2 separate regions of the Homo sapiens genome follow, and region 1 is linked to region 2. The links are chromatin contacts, found by Hi-C or POLR2A ChIA-PET in ENCODE. All regions are on one chromosome and are shown on one strand. The core of a region is the stretch at or near the end of the contact, and the rest is flanking DNA. Distances in the headings are between cores, read along the strand shown.

The links. Hi-C counts contacts between places; a loop is a spot of excess contacts on that map. ChIA-PET counts read pairs that join two places held with the same protein, here RNA polymerase II (POLR2A). Pooled maps may share reads with other maps.
Region 1: a map of PC-9 shows a loop between it and region 2 (8-fold over the local background). The contact joins two enhancer-like sites. A Hi-C loop is called at or near these places in 3 of 168 maps with a recorded cell type or tissue (GM12878, PC-9 and left cardiac atrium), 1 of 37 single-sample maps with no recorded cell type and 1 of 50 pooled maps. POLR2A ChIA-PET finds 5 or more read pairs at or near these places in 1 of 52 experiments (AG04450).

What each region holds. Positions count from the first base shown.
Region 1 is chr1:115,493,922-115,498,591 of GRCh38, reverse strand. No RefSeq gene overlaps it. Among named protein-coding and RNA genes, the nearest start is that of VANGL1, 150 kb to the left of the region's middle. Within about 2 kb of position 1,316, at least 3 of the 41 ENCODE cell types and tissues checked have a DNase peak (open chromatin) inside an H3K27ac peak, as active enhancers do; they include PC-9, where a contact is called at or near this core.
Region 2 is chr1:115,424,938-115,429,119 of GRCh38, reverse strand. No RefSeq gene overlaps it. Among named protein-coding and RNA genes, the nearest start is that of NGF, 89 kb to the right of the region's middle. Within about 2 kb of position 2,724, at least 11 of the 41 ENCODE cell types and tissues checked have a DNase peak (open chromatin) inside an H3K27ac peak, as active enhancers do; they include PC-9, where a contact is called at or near this core.

The DNA.
Region 1 (4,670 bases), core at 67-2,566, 71 kb before region 2:
CAGCTGGCCACCCACTCCTGTCTCTGCCCACTCCCCCAGGGAATTTACCAGAGCCTGGAGGAGTGACCATGAGGAGGTCGTGCTTTATGGCCTAGTAATGGAGGGTAACCAGGTTGGGCAGGGGTCTGTTCACAAGTATAGCCCAGCAGTGGTGGTCAGAGACATGCCAGCAATGACACGGGAGACCAAGGATGGTCAAGCTAAGCAGTACAGAGGCCTGCGGTGCCCCAGGTGCTGACACACTGGTCCAGAAGGGGCAGTGGACATCACTGCCTATGAAAACCTGGGTTGAAAGTGGTACATTTTCCCCACCAGGGACACAGCTGCTTTGCGTTTAGGACCCTTACAGAGCTTGCCCTATATGTCTCTCCCTTTGGCCGGCTCTGATTTGTATTCTTTTCCTACAATAAAAGTGTAACTGTAAGTAGAACTCCTGAGTTCAGTGAGTTGTTCTAGCAAATTATCAGACCTGAGAGTGTAGTGGGAACCCCTTAATTTGAAACCAGCTGGTCAGAAGAGAGGGTGGTCTGGGGACCCCAGAGCCTGTGACTGGTGGACTGAGGAAGACCACTTCCTAGACCAGTATTGCTGCCAGCAATCTAGACCAGCACAGTGGCCTAACCTAATGTCCCTCACCAAGGTGGAAATGTTTGGCTGTAAGTGGAGAGAAGGAGTAGATGGGGGTAAAGAAATAAATAAACAGGTTATATAATGAGGGAAATCTAATATTACATTAATATATTGAGAAGACTGGAGCAAAAGGTGGTACTGTCTCAGGTTAGTTATTCCAGGTGCCTGAAAGGGTGAAGCCATGTACTGTGGAGACCACTCCTTTTTTTTGGAGCCTGATGAGGCTGAATGGAAGCCTGCAAACCTGAGTGGCCTTGTTCTGGGAGACATTTGGGTCATATGATATGATGATAGACTGGACTAATTATTAATGACTGAATGAAACTCTAGTAATGTGCTCATATCTAGACTCTTATTTTTCAGGTGACACCTACCATACTGCAATATGGTAGAACACCGGCATTGTTATGAAGATTCTGTTGGCTGATATTAATGGTCAAACGTATTGGGAAATCGAGTTAGGTATCCTATCCCTCCACCACACTGGCTCCTGCAAATCTTAGGCATATATAAGAACCATGTCCAAAGGCTAGGAGTGCCCTGTATAGAGCAGAATTAACTTTACCAGCCTCTGTCCAGTTCCTGGGAGGTAACTAAACCCTCGGAATTTCCTGGGTGATTGGAGTGTCTGCCCATCCCCTTGAGTCTGAGTCACTTGTTATGCTTCAGTGACTGGAATTTATCTTTATCTGGATCTAGACGTTTTTTTGAGTGGGGGCAGTGCTGAAGGTGAAACTCTTTTTATTTCAAACCAACAGGCCTATTGACTGATTAGGAGAGGAAGGAGTTGATGATTTGTTTTGGGTAGAAACAGGCACAGTGGATGTGCTCCTGTGGGTGGGTGGGTGCATGGGGTCAGAGGGCCTGGGAGAGGGTTGGCTGGGGGAGGGGGAAAGGGAGAGGGCCAGCACCACAGTCTTTGTCATGTAAGAGCCAGCATCACTGGCCCTCTATGGAGGGCAGGCTTCTCTCTACATTGTTCTAGGCACTGGATTTAGGGCATACCAGGGCCCCAAAGACTCAGGGCCCTATGGACATAACCAGACATCAAATCAAGGTTGAAGATGGTCAGAGCCCTTCCTCTTAGGGGTCTTCACCTCTTACTGAGGCCCAGGTGAGTTAAGGCCAAGAAGAAAGCAGAAAGGCAGAGGGTCTGTGAGATGGGTTCAAGCAAGAAGGGAGGGCAGAACTGGCGGCAGGGCCTCCAGGCTGTTCTGTGTCCCAGCTGGTTGAGGCCATCTCTCCAGTCCTGAAGCAGCACTGCCAAAACTAGTCCCATGAACTTGACATCTGTGGGTCTCAGTTTCTGAGTTTATACAAGGAGCAAGGTTGGTCTGTTTTGGCTCTAAGATTGTCCGATTTGATCTCATACAACTCTAGACACTCTGCCTTAAAAGTGGGGACCAGACTGAGCAGGTTGGGGCACAGGAGAACTTCCAATAAGCTGGAGGCGGGCTGGGGTGTCCTGTGGGCTTGTGGCCTCTGGACAGAGCCAGGAGCATCAGACTGGGCTGGGAACTAGGGGAACCCAATAACACATCTCCTGTGGGCTGAAGGCCCTTTGGTTTCTGGGCACCTGGGGAGAGGGGAGCTTATGGCTACTGATCTTAAAACCTCCAGAGAAACCACAGGGTAATTGAAGAAGCATGGGACATGTTTTGTAAGGAAGGAATAAAAGAATTTGAGAAGTTTTTAATCTCTGGAAAGAAAGAGACTTAGGGAGGACCTCAATGGGGTCTTTAAGCCCTGAAAGTGTAGAAACTGCTCCTCATCTGTCCCAGGGCAAAAATGAAAGGAAGTGGGCTAGCTTTGCTACTGGGGGCATTTGGGTCACCCATAGGAAGAGCTTAGATGCAAGGAAGAGGCAGTCGAGGAGAACTGATTGTGGGAGGTGAGGGTGTGGAAATAATTCTCAGAGAGCAGCACCTCTCTAATAATGACAATAATAGCAGCCATCACCGACTGCATCCAGGTCTGTCTTGTGCTATGCTGCTGAATTATATGCTACTCTCTTGGTCCATGAGCACCTACTAAGCTCCAGGAACTGTGCTAGACGCTGGGGCTATAATGATGAGCAAAACAGATCTATTTCCACAGTGCCCTGGGTGGGGTGGGGTAGGAGCTCAGCCTAATGGGTGAGTCAGAAATAAATTATGCATGTAAATGTGTGCGAGAATGTACAAACGCCATGAGAATGTGAAACAGGCGCATCTGATAGGCTTTGGGATGTTAGGAATACTCATTTGCTATATATTTGGTTTTCTTATTCCTGTTTCACTGAGGAGGAAATTGGGGCTCAGAGAGGTTAAGTCATTTGCCCAAGATTGCGTTAATGGGCAGAGGGAGCACTCAAAGATCTATCTGATCCCAGAGACTTTTCTGCCAACCACCTGACTCTAGAGACCCGGTTCAGAGGCTACACAAAGAATAAGATGGTCTGTTTTATCTTGGTGTGATTTGCAAGACTTCCAGTCTTGACACTACTTTTGCTGCCCTGTCTTGGAGCAAAGACCTGTAATCCCCCTCTCTGTGTTTCCTCAGACCATCAGCTCTCTCCCAGCCTGTCCCTTCTATACCTACGTGACCCTGCCAGGAGCACACAGCCCCTTCCCCAGGCCCTGCCAGGACCAGCACACCTGGGGGCAGCTCTTCAGATAAAGCTGGGAGCAGCATACCTGGGCAGCTCTCCAAGGGCCCAGTGTAGCCTTCAACCTTGCCGGTGCCAGGTCTGCTAAGGGCATGGCATGGCTTTGTGTGTAAGCGTTTGCACACATGTGTGTATAGCCCACCTAGAGTGCTTACTGAGATCTGTCATGAGAAAACATGTGAATGCTGATGTGCATACATGTAAAGGTGCACATATGTTCAAGCATTTTGTGGTCATCCACATTTGCGGCATGAGCCTGTGTTTGTGGGCAGGAGACTGAGCCCTCAGTCTGTGGGCCTGTGATGAGGGGGTACAGGCAGGAGACTTGGGAGCCCGTGGAAAGCAACACGAAGAGGGCAAATGGATCCTGAGGGGAGAGAAGACCCTATCTCTCTTAGGTGGGGCCTCAGGTTGTGCTTTGGGGTGTGCTGGGTGGGGTGGCTATGAAATGGAGAGCCACCCTGGGAGTGTGAGCCATCATCATTGTGATGCTGGAGAGCCCTGGGGGGTGCCCTTCCCAGGCCAAGTTAGAGCCCAGGACATAGGCTCCTGGGGCATCTGGCTGCCCAGACAGCCAGCCCTGATCTGCTGTTCATTAGTTCCCAGGATTCATAGGGCAACAACATATTGGATGCTCACCCTTTTTTATTTAATCCTAGGGACACCTGTGAGTTATAGGTTATTGTGCCAGTTATATAGATGAGGAGACAGAGGCTCAGAGAGGTTAGTTAACTTGCCCAAGGTCACACACATCAGTCAATGACAAGGCAGGAATTTGAACCTAAATTTGTTAGCCCTAAAAGCCTGTGAATTTTCCAAATTCTGCTCCGTTGACACTCCAATACCCCTCATTTTACAGCCAAAGCTGCAGAGGTGAAGGAACCTGTGCAGGGGCACCCGACTGCCCAGTGACACAGCAGGGGCTGCAAAACAGCCCCCCTACCCTCCACCTACTTCCCTTTTTCCTTCTATTTAGTTCATCACATGTGGCTTCTGCTTCCTGCTCTGGGATGGAGAGCTGGGATGCCAGGGTTCTAAGCCTGCTGTTGACATGCCTGGCAGAGAGAACCCCATCCAAGTGAGCCATGGCAAGCTGGGACCTTGGCTCCCTCAAGGCTGTGAAGGGCAGGGGCAGGAGCTGCTCTCTCAAACAGGCCTATGCTTAGGGAAGGGAAGAGGGAGGCAAAGAGGTGCCCCAGGACTCTTGCCCCTGCTCTGGAAGGGACCCATCATACCTGGACTGTTGCCTCTCCAGCAACAAGTAGGCCTAGAGAAGATGCCTGTAGTTGAGTCAAACGCCTGCGAGACAGGAAGGGCCCTGTCTGGTCAGTAGGCCCTAGCAGGGTTATTTGGTGGGTATCAGGCCCTGGCGAACCAACTGACACCTCCCAGC
Region 2 (4,182 bases), core at 1,475-3,974:
AGGATGGGATATATGAGGCTAATAAATAGCTCCAAAAGTAAGGGCTCAGACACAATAGACACATTGCTTGTTCTTGAGTGGCTGAGGCTGGATGTTACAGGTCACAGGTGGTGGAAAGCTCAGGGACACAGCCAATGGAGGCCCTGCTCTTCATAACACATGGCTCCCAAAGTCATCTTGGGCATAGAGTCACAGTTAGTCAGAGGGGGATGAGGATAGAGCTACTCTTTTGGGAGGTTTTACGGGCCAAACATATGACTCCCATTCACATTCCATTGGAAGAACTGGCCACATCTAACTGCAAGGCAAGCTGGGAAATGTATGGTAACCAGGAAACCATATTCCAGCTTCTATGAAAGGATGAATTTTGGTGAACAACTAGCAGTCTCTGTCACACACCTGTAAATTGAGTTTTATTTTTCTTATTTGCAGCTGAAAGAATTTGTCACTGATCCAATGGGTCTGGAGATAGGAGAGGCATTTTGGTGGGTTATACAGAGTTTTTCTTTGACTGTGGTATCTACATTTTTCAAAACGTATCATATGTGATAGGTAAATCCAAGGAAGTGGATGACTTCACTTAGGAAGAATGTAGAGAGTGAGAAGAGATACAGAGATAGAGCCCTTTGAAGTGTTCACTGACCCATCTAATGCAGAATCATTCCTCCTTATTGCTGGTGAAAAGAGCAGTTCAGACATCTCAGTGGCCTATAGAGACCTCCCTTGGGTTGAGTAGCCTCATGACTCAGATGTAAGAATAACTCTATAGACCATGGTTGCCCAGATATTTCTGTTTTGGGTGGATTCTGAATATAAAATTCCAGCAGCGCTATCTTTGCCTCTGTTTTCATTCTTTAAGGTACTAACTTTGACAAATAGCTGAAAAAAGTCTTGAGTGTGTAGTGTGTTCAACTTCTTTCCTTTCCTGGTGAAGATATCATATGTGGACACCTAGCAACCTGGATCCTGAAATAATGTGGAAAATGCCCCAGGGGCTGTTCTGTTCTTTCCTCTTTCTTATCCTCTGTCCTATGGCTTCATATTTGGAAACTCTAACTTTTCTGGGTTTAACTACATAAAGCCACAATAGAAGCAACAATAAAGGCATTCACTGGAACTTTCCTCCACCAGAATCTACCTTGAGATTTGAATTTTCTTGAAAGGGCATCTCCATTAGACTGTGGTTTTTCCTGATAACTTAAGCCATTCTAAGGGGTAAATACGGATGACCCCACGATCTGAGCTGACACACCTTGTGGGCCTCATGATTTGTAGTGTATGCAGTCATGGGTAGACATCAGATGTCCTCCACCTGACTGGCCAGTGATGTCCTCCAACACTCTCCCCTCAAAGATCCCAATCACAGGAGCTAAGCAGGAAGAGAACATTCAACTGTGGGTTGGTCTGAAAACTTAGGGATGTAGGCACTTGTTAGCCAGAGCCTTATCTATTTATAATTCAAATAAATTCCACCAGGGCAGAGACCATATTATATACATTTAATTTTACTCTCCCACTCTGCCATACTATATATTTAAAAATAATGATAATTACCAGAGATGGAGTTCTTACTTTAAGCCAGGTACCATGCTATGTGTTTTACCTGAGTTCCTCATTTAATCCTCATAAAACTGTATTAGATAGGTAGTACTATTTTCATCATTTTATAGATGATGAAACTGAGACTAAAGGAATTAAGTAGCTACCTGAATAGCAGAGTTTAAAAATAATCAAGCCAAGATCCAAGCCCAGCAGCTTAATCCTTACAATAAGAATTAAGGTAGATTACCCTTACCTTAGATCACCTCCCCTTAATCCTTGTTGTAAAGGTTAAAGATCTATGTAGAGCGACTGAAGCCAAGCACAAGAAACAGCTACTATCTTTATGTCATTGCTCCTTCTGAACAGATGCAAGTCATGTGATTTTCTTATACGATCACATGGGTGGGCTGTCTTCCATCTTGTGTGATGATGAGAAAGCTATGCAAAAATTTCTTTGTTAGGAAACGTAGGGGTTTTGTGACATGGTAACAACTAAAGGCTTGGTGAACAGGCAATATCTGAGGAACATGGCCCAGAGAAATAAAAGGTCCCACCCAGTAGTCAACCTCCTGGCCGGCTAAGTTATAAAGCTTTTCTGATAATATTTATTGGCGTCCCTTGGATAATTAAATTGAATCAATTAGGTGTTATTGTGAGCATTTTTTTCTTAATAAAGTTTATTTTTCCAGCATAAAAGTAATATAAAGCTTGGAAAATACAGCAAAATAAAAAGAGGAAAAATCAACATGATTTTACTGCCTAAAAAATCCCATTGACATTTTTGTCTTCTAAGAGAAATTTTGTGTTTTTTTTTTTATTTGTTTGCTTTGTTGATAGCTTGAGAGACCTTCAAATTCCCATGTACCTGAGTCATCAAAATTTCTAAATCTGGTCAGTTCTTAGCCCTAGAGTCCCAAGAGTGCCATAAGATAGATCCTGGCAGGGCAGTGGCCAGAGGGGCTGGTCTGAACAGGGTGACAGAAGCCCTGATATCTCAGGGAAAAGCACTCAGCGTAAGCCAGGGTCGACCTTGTCCAGAAGGAAGTTTTCCTGGGCTCAGTTCCCACCCTCGTGGTCACATCACCGTGACACAGCAGGAAGTGGCCTCCCCAGAGCCCAGGTCTCTCACAGGAAACTGTTGTCAGAGGCTTCCACATGGGCCAGCAGTCCCTGCACATTGGGTTAGCAGCAGCATTCCAATCCACAGGATTTGTTCACAGGCTGGAATGCTGGCCTCCGGGCTGGGCTATGGTGCTTCCTCTACTTGGTCCTGATGCTTGTGGTGATACCTTGTGGTGGTGCCATAAATCAGCTCTGCTCTGTGCTTTCCCCGAGAGATTCCCAAATGAATTGCCACCCAAGCAGGCAACGTGAGATACCTCCTTTCAGATGTCACGTACTAGATGGAAGTTTGTTCTTAGTAGAGGGGGTGAATAGCAATGTCAGGCTATGGTGTTGGAGTCTATTCAGTTTCCCACACTTGACCCACATGTCAGTCATGAGCTAAACCTCAGAGGCTGTCTCCTCAGTGTTAGTGGTTATTTTTCCTTGGCTAGAGGGAAGAGCAAAGGAATGGGAACCCAGAAGCTGTCACGTCAGCTGTAGGTTTGCACACCCAGTGCTTGATGTTAGGCAAACCACCTCATTTCTCGGGGTCCTCGGCTTCCTTAAAAGTTTATTCTCTTAATTGGACAATTTATTAGCTGACCTTCCTTGCAGCTACCAATCCAAGAGCAATTGGTGTTCACAATAATGATCCTTCAACACTACAAGACCCTAAGACACAAGTGAACACCCTATAATCTTAGGGCTGCATGTGTTTTATTTATTCAGACTTGTTAAAACCTGGTGATCCCTGTGCATCACTTATGGAGACTCTAGTAACCGGCGTGGTGAACAGCCACGATAGAACATGGAATGTTAAGCAAATTCCTCATTCTTTATTTTGAGGATGATGCCGTGAAATGTGTAGCAAGAAAACTAGCAGGGCTGAAACAATACACACAGGAACATGGGCTTGTCATGGGCACTCCTAGGAAGACGGCTGTAGGCATGGGACAAAGGCTTTAGGCTGTAGAACCCAATGCTATGTGAGGCTCTATCTTTTTGCCCCACAGACTTACACAACTTCTGTGGCTGAAGAAGGCTCTCACCAATTCACTTTTCTGTGAATTGTGCAGTCACTTTCCAGTTGTCCTGTCTCATGGCTTTCCCTTTAATGTCCTGCTTCCTCTGTCCAGTTGCATTTAGCCCATGCTAAATGCACTTCTCCACAGGGCACATGAAGATGTGTTACAATGAGGCCATGACTTAGCCACTGGGTGGGCTGTGGGTCAACCTAAAACTCAAACTACACATGAAGATAAATGTGATTTGGGAGACAGACATGTGTCTCAAAACCACTATGCCATAGACTCGGGCATGTTTTGGAGTGTGATGTTTCATTCTTACTGTGACAGAATTTTAAATGGGACTTTACCTGTGTTTTCTGAGTTACACCTGAGCGCCCAAGGTGACAACTCCACTTTCTAAAGAAACTTCCAGGCCATCCATATTGCTAAGAGGTGGTTCTACCATAGTTCTATGGTTCTTGTCCCACCTCTAGCCTATACATAAAAGAAGGCTAGAGCTTGATCAAGG